2 separate regions of the Homo sapiens genome follow, and region 1 is linked to region 2. A link is a loop called in an ENCODE intact Hi-C map of the cell type or tissue named here. Cell type or tissue: sigmoid colon. All regions are shown on one strand. Links, peaks and the distances in the headings refer to the core of each region. The heading gives the core; the rest is flanking DNA.

Region 1 (2,924 bases), core at 324-2,823, 80 kb before region 2:
CGCCTCTGACTACTTTAAGCAAACAGACTTAATGGCAGGATTTCAGGGCCTCACAGAATCAAAAGGCAGTACAGAGACGAGTTTTAGGAATGAGAGGAATGAAAAACGAATCCGTCTGTTAATTTATCTGTTTGTCTGTCTGTGTCTGCTTGCCTGCTTTCTTTCTCTCTTTCTTTCTTTCTTCTTTCTTTCTTCTTTCTTTCTTTCTTTCTTTCTTTCTTTCTTTCTTTCTTTCTTTCTTTCTTCTTTCTTCTTTCTTTCTTTCTTTCTTTCTTCTTTCTTTCTTCTTTCTTTCTTTCTTTCTTCTTTCTTCTTTCTCTCTCTTTCTTTCTTCTTCTCTTGTCTTCTCTTCTTTCTCTTCTCTTCTCTTCATCATCCGTGTATCTATATTACACACACACACACACTCCAAGCTGGAGGCCCAAAGTGCATGAAACTGGGACCATTCAGAAAATATTTCTAGCAGGAGTCCACATTCTATATGCTGGTAAAATTGCCACTATTGCTACTTAATCTTCTTCTGTCATAAGAATGACTGCCACTCAAAGTTCCAGAAGAATCTGATTTCTAGTTACATGCCTGTCCTGGCAGAGCCAGAATTTGGTCTCCTAGCCTTCCCAAGTTAGAGATGGGCATTCACAAGCCAGGAACTACCCTTCAACCAAGGTTGAACACAATGGGAGAAGGCAATTCTCCAAAAGGAAATAGGGGGACTATTGAAGATAGAAAGGATTCTAGACATTGCTTACTGTAGGCAAGATCAATGTTGTCATGCTGAACAGACATGCAGGAGAATGAAGACCAAGAAGGGGATATAGAATTTGGAGATAAATTAGAAGTTCATTATTGTTGGTGACAAATGGAGCAATAATGAAGCACCCCCTAAGAATACAGGAAATAAGGAAGTAAAATGACCACATGAGAGTTAAACTGTAAACTGAACACTTTGGGTTTGGTAACTGAGAAATAGGCAAATATACATAAAAGGGACTGAATGTCCTCCAGGCCAGTAAGACTGAACTGGAACCTGATTGAAGGCATTACTTTATCTAAAGAAAGAATGCATCCTTAAGAAGAGATGCTGGCCAGCAAAGGAGAAGCAGAGACACATAAGCCAGAGAAGAGAGTGCCCTGATAAGATGATGTAAACAGCCATTTTTCTCAGGGAGACACATCCTTATCACGGAAGCAGACACACCGATGTCATTAAACATTCCAATCACCCGTGTTAACTACAAGAGAACCAATTCTTTGCCCACCAAGGTATCTTCTGATAAATTGGCTTTCATGTAGCTTTTCTGCAGGAAATATGCAACAGAAAAAGATGGTTTAACAGTTCTATTTCCTTTTTCTAACACATACCCTGGTTCATATACCCAAATCAGTATGAGTCATCATCCTGAATATAATCAACTCTGTAAAACTGCTAAGGCTGTTTCTGCAGCTGCCAGACTGAGGGTCACAGCCTGCATTTATTGAGCTCACAGAAGTAAATGGCCTCTTGGCAGCCAGCTAGCTGATCTTCCCCGGCAACAAAACTACTTTGTTTCTTGCTTTGTCTCAAATGACTTCAGTAAGCAACTTCTGAGAAAAGAGTCCCAGTGAAGAGATGGTCAGATGAAAGCAGACTACAGAGGGTTAAAGCATGAAAGTGTCTTAATAATACTACTCCTTTATACTTGTGTTGTGTCTTACAGTTTTGAGAACATTTCCACTTATATTATCTCATTTGACTATTTTGTGAGGGAAGCAAGGATTTCAGAACCGACTTGACAAGTGGAAATGCTGGCACTTAGAGATTATGGGATTTACAGGCGAGAAGTGGTAGAGAGAGAACTCTTTCTCCCACAAGTCCAGGGTTTTCCCATTGGTCTGCACTTTCTAGAGTTTCTTAGGCATTGTGCTGATCACCATGGGACTGTGAAAGGTGAGTGAGGCACTCTTCTGGGCCTTAAAGAGAAGGCAGTGCTACAAAGCTGCACGCTTAGATCGTTTATCTTGTTTTTAAGCTTTAAGAGGGATCAATTCACTCATTCACTAACTCAACCTAAGCATTAGAATTATAAAGGGGAATAGACAGATATGGTTTTTTTTCACTTATCAATCTTTCAGATCTGGAACATCTGGGATGTCCACTTTCTGTCTGCTTCAATGCCAAGAGGCTGGGAAATTCCACATTGTTGAAAGTATGATGTGCCAAGCATAGTTCCAGGGACTTTATATGCCTTATATCACAAAATTATCTCAACTACTTTATAAGGGAACTTTGCTAAATCAAAATCTTTTAAGGGGACTCTCAGCTGACTTATAATTTACTTTCTAGGTATCTTTTTCCCTAAATTTTAAACTCCATGAAAACAATTGCTTTCTGTCTTGCCATCTGCTATAGTTTCCGAACCTAGCAAAGAATGTTCGATAAATATTTCTTTATTTAAAGATAGAAAGAACCTATCTTTAAAGATAAATTATTAAATAAGTTTTCCAATATTTGGAGTATTGAATCAAAGATTCAAACAAACGTCTGAATTAATCCAGAGTCTGTGTTACTTGTTGACCTGAATTTTATTATCTTTCTGTATACTAACTGGTAGTATTTTTGTGTTAAAACTCATCTCAGAGATTTATAACCATGAATTTTCATTTCTTTCATGCCAACAATTTATCTGTCTTTCTATTAAGAGAGCCAAAACTAAGCTTTAATTAAATATCAAATTTAAACGCAGATAGAACTTAAGCTACAAATAGGTAGGTACAAAAGAAAGAAGATATTTTTCCTTTAATCTAGATTTCTAGCAGAGGAATAGAGTAGACTTCACATCTTCTTTTGTCGATCAGTTTTACTAAAATTAATGTTCTTATAATTCAGGAGATTCCTTACTTACTAAATTAATAAGTAGTTAGCAACTGGATTGTCAGCAAGTTGC
Region 2 (2,924 bases), core at 101-2,600:
AAGGTATAAAAATATACCAATACATCACCACTTTCTTCAAGAAAGTGGCACAGTAGTTTCTAGGCACTGTACCTTTGGCTTTGAGAACAGCAACTTATCAGGATCCTATAGCTTAATGGAATAACTGCTTTAAAAATAGTCAACACCTCCTTTTCTAAGTTTTTCTTTCCTAAAAATGAGAATTTGTAGATGTTTGTGGAAATGGTGTTTTTATGGCCGAGTGCATTTGGAAATGTATGTATTAGTCCATTCTCACGCTGCTATAAGGACATACCTGAGATTGCATAATTTATAAAGGAAAGAGGTTTAATTGACTCACAGTTCAGCATGGCTGGGGAAACCTCAAGAAACTTACAATCATGGCAGAAGGGGAAGTAAACATGTCCTTCTTCACATTGCAGCAGCAAGGAGAAGTTCAGAGCTAAGACGGGGATGATAATGTCAATTTCGCACTTATAAACCCATCAGATCTTGTGAAAGCTCACTATCATGGAGACAATTGCCCCCATGATTCAACTACCTCCCACTGCATCCCTCCTACAACATGTGGGGATTATAGTAACTACAGTTCAAAATGAGATTTGGGTGAGGACACAGCCAAACCATATTAGTTACAAATGCTTTACTCCTATAGAAGTAACATTAGCATATTAAAAGTTCTGAATAATCTTATGGTTAAAGAGTCTCATTCAAATTAAAACCAGAATTTTCCAACCTTACTGGCCACGTTCACACAGACTGCCGCACTGCCTCTGATTTTTGTTTTGTCTGGAAACCTAAACGTAGTCTGAGGAGTTAGTTTTTTTTCAGATAACTAGCATTTCCTGAGCAGATATGTGTCCCTCATTCTGGAACCAAGTATTTCTTCTCCACCTCCCAGTGGAAATTAGTTTTTTGTGAGTGGGGTTAGCAAATCCATTTTCCAGAACCCAATTGTCTGAGTGAACTGTTAAAATCTAGTTTCTGAGCCTGTAAAACTAACTCCTTAAACTATCCATGAGTGAAAGATACGGTGGAGCAGAAAGGCAGGGCTTTTGACATTAAAGAAAAAATGGGAGTTTGGGTCACAGAATAACTGTCTTTAGAAAGTCACTTATTAAACTTCCTATTCTCCATTTTCTCCTTCATTTAGTAAGCGGATAATAATGTCAATTTCACATTTTGTAGTTGCAACATGCTGTGTTGATATGTTACCATTAAGACACAGAAACTCTGAAATATTTATCCCTATAGCTGGAAAGTATTTGAGAGATTTTTCTCTTCAAGATCCTATCTTTAGAAAAGTGATATCTTAATCACCATTGAGAGGGCCCCTGGTCAATTTAATTTCAAAGTCAAAGCAAGAAAATTTTACACATGATAGGAATATGGCTTTTCAGATATCATATTGGGCTCTCAACAAATACTTGACCAAATGAATTAAATGGAAAGCACTTTGTGGAGCATGTAGCTTATGTTAAAACTTCAAGTATGCGAAAACTGGCTTTACTTTTCCTATAACCGACTTTCTATCCTGACTCTCCATTCTTCTAGCCACAGATCACTTGATCTAGCCACTTCCAGGTAATTTCAGTCAATTCAGGTATAAGGCTGAGGCCCATTCAGGACTTTTCTTCTTGTTCTACAGCCCTGTACTCCACAGTTCCTGGGACTCATGTGTATACAATGGTCATCTGTCTTGATAGCCTCTGAAAGCTGCAGCTGTCCACTTGTTCTTTAATCATCTGCTGAGGAGGCTGAAACTTTCCCCTGTTGCCATCTATTGAAAAGTTTGTGCTTCTACCTGGCTTCTGTTTTCATGCTCTGTTCTGCCTTCTTCATTCCTTTGCTCCCTCCTTCTTCTATGTCCCATACCCTTCTTGCCCTCTTCTCCACTTTCCCTTCTCCTTCATTTGTTTTGTTGTTTCTCTCTCTCGTCAATACACACACACACAAACACACACACACACACACACACACACCATCTGTTGAACACATAGCAAGTGTCAGCCCTACAAAAGTGACTAAGACAGGGTGCTTGGCCTTAAGGAACTCTAAAATAAGGGAGTCTGCATCATGAAGGTAAGGCCAACAATTGCGGCCTTGAAAAAAAGTGTAAGTCTCCTAAAAAATGTTTCCTTTATGTAAACCAAATCTTCATAGATGAAAACCTTTGAATCCTAATATCATCTTGTCTTTGAGTTATGTTGTCATTGAAGACAACTCATCACCTGGCTTAGTGCCAGAAATAGGAGCACTACAGGGAATCCACAGGTTTTTTGTTGTTGTTGCTGTTGTTTGAGGATAAGAAGTAGGAGGCTCATCTTCATATTCAAAATCACTTTGACTGTGGTTACTGATGAGGTAAATTCCCTCAGCAGGCTGAGGCAATATTTTCCAAAGGAAAGCAAGTTTTGTTTTTGTATTTTCTTCTCTTTCTCATCACAAGCCATGCTTAGTTTCCCAGCTCTATCTGCCCACAAATGACCATCTGGCCTGCAGCTGCCATTTCCAAGTGGAAACGCTTTAGCACAAGTAGTCCAAGAGCTCTTTTTACTTCTTCTAAATGACAATGTCTTTGTTGTAGTTTACCCCATCCTTTCCAGTGGAAAGTCAACAACTGTCATTTTCTTTCTTTCTCTTTTCATGCACAGTTGTTTACAGTGGAAACACATATGTCAGGTATGTTGCAAGGAGCTAGTAGGCTTAAACTGTAAGCATGACCAGTTGCATTTTATTGACTCTGAGAGTAAGCTCTCAGAGAGAAGCTTAGAAGCTAAAGTGGCAGTGTCAGAGTTGTGGAATGTAGTCAGATGCATGTTCATTTGCCTTCTGGTTGAGTACTAACAGTGGTCTCAGCCCTAGAAAATAACCTATCCCTTCCTTTTCTTTACCCTGAACAAGCCTGGTGATGCAATGAAGAATACAGTAATAATAGTTAATAT

What was found. A loop is a pair of places that touch in the nucleus more often than their neighbours do. Peaks named below come from ENCODE experiments on the same cell type or tissue, not always from the same donor. Only the 100,000 strongest peaks of a DNase experiment are listed, where the experiment ranks them.
Region 1: a loop joins it to region 2, with 1.9 times the contacts of the local background. A loop is called at or near these places in 1 of 110 quality-filtered maps.

What each region holds. Positions count from the first base shown.
Region 1 is chr11:27,010,954-27,013,877 of GRCh38, reverse strand. No RefSeq gene overlaps it. Among named protein-coding and RNA genes, the nearest start is that of FIBIN, 18 kb to the right of the region's middle. In sigmoid colon, for the core only: no CTCF peak of the experiment used is centred there; no DNase peak of the experiment used is centred there; H3K27ac peaks cover 190 bases.
Region 2 is chr11:26,930,859-26,933,782 of GRCh38, reverse strand. No RefSeq gene overlaps it. Among named protein-coding and RNA genes, the nearest start is that of FIBIN, 62 kb to the left of the region's middle. In sigmoid colon, for the core only: no CTCF peak of the experiment used is centred there; no DNase peak of the experiment used is centred there; H3K27ac peaks cover 443 bases.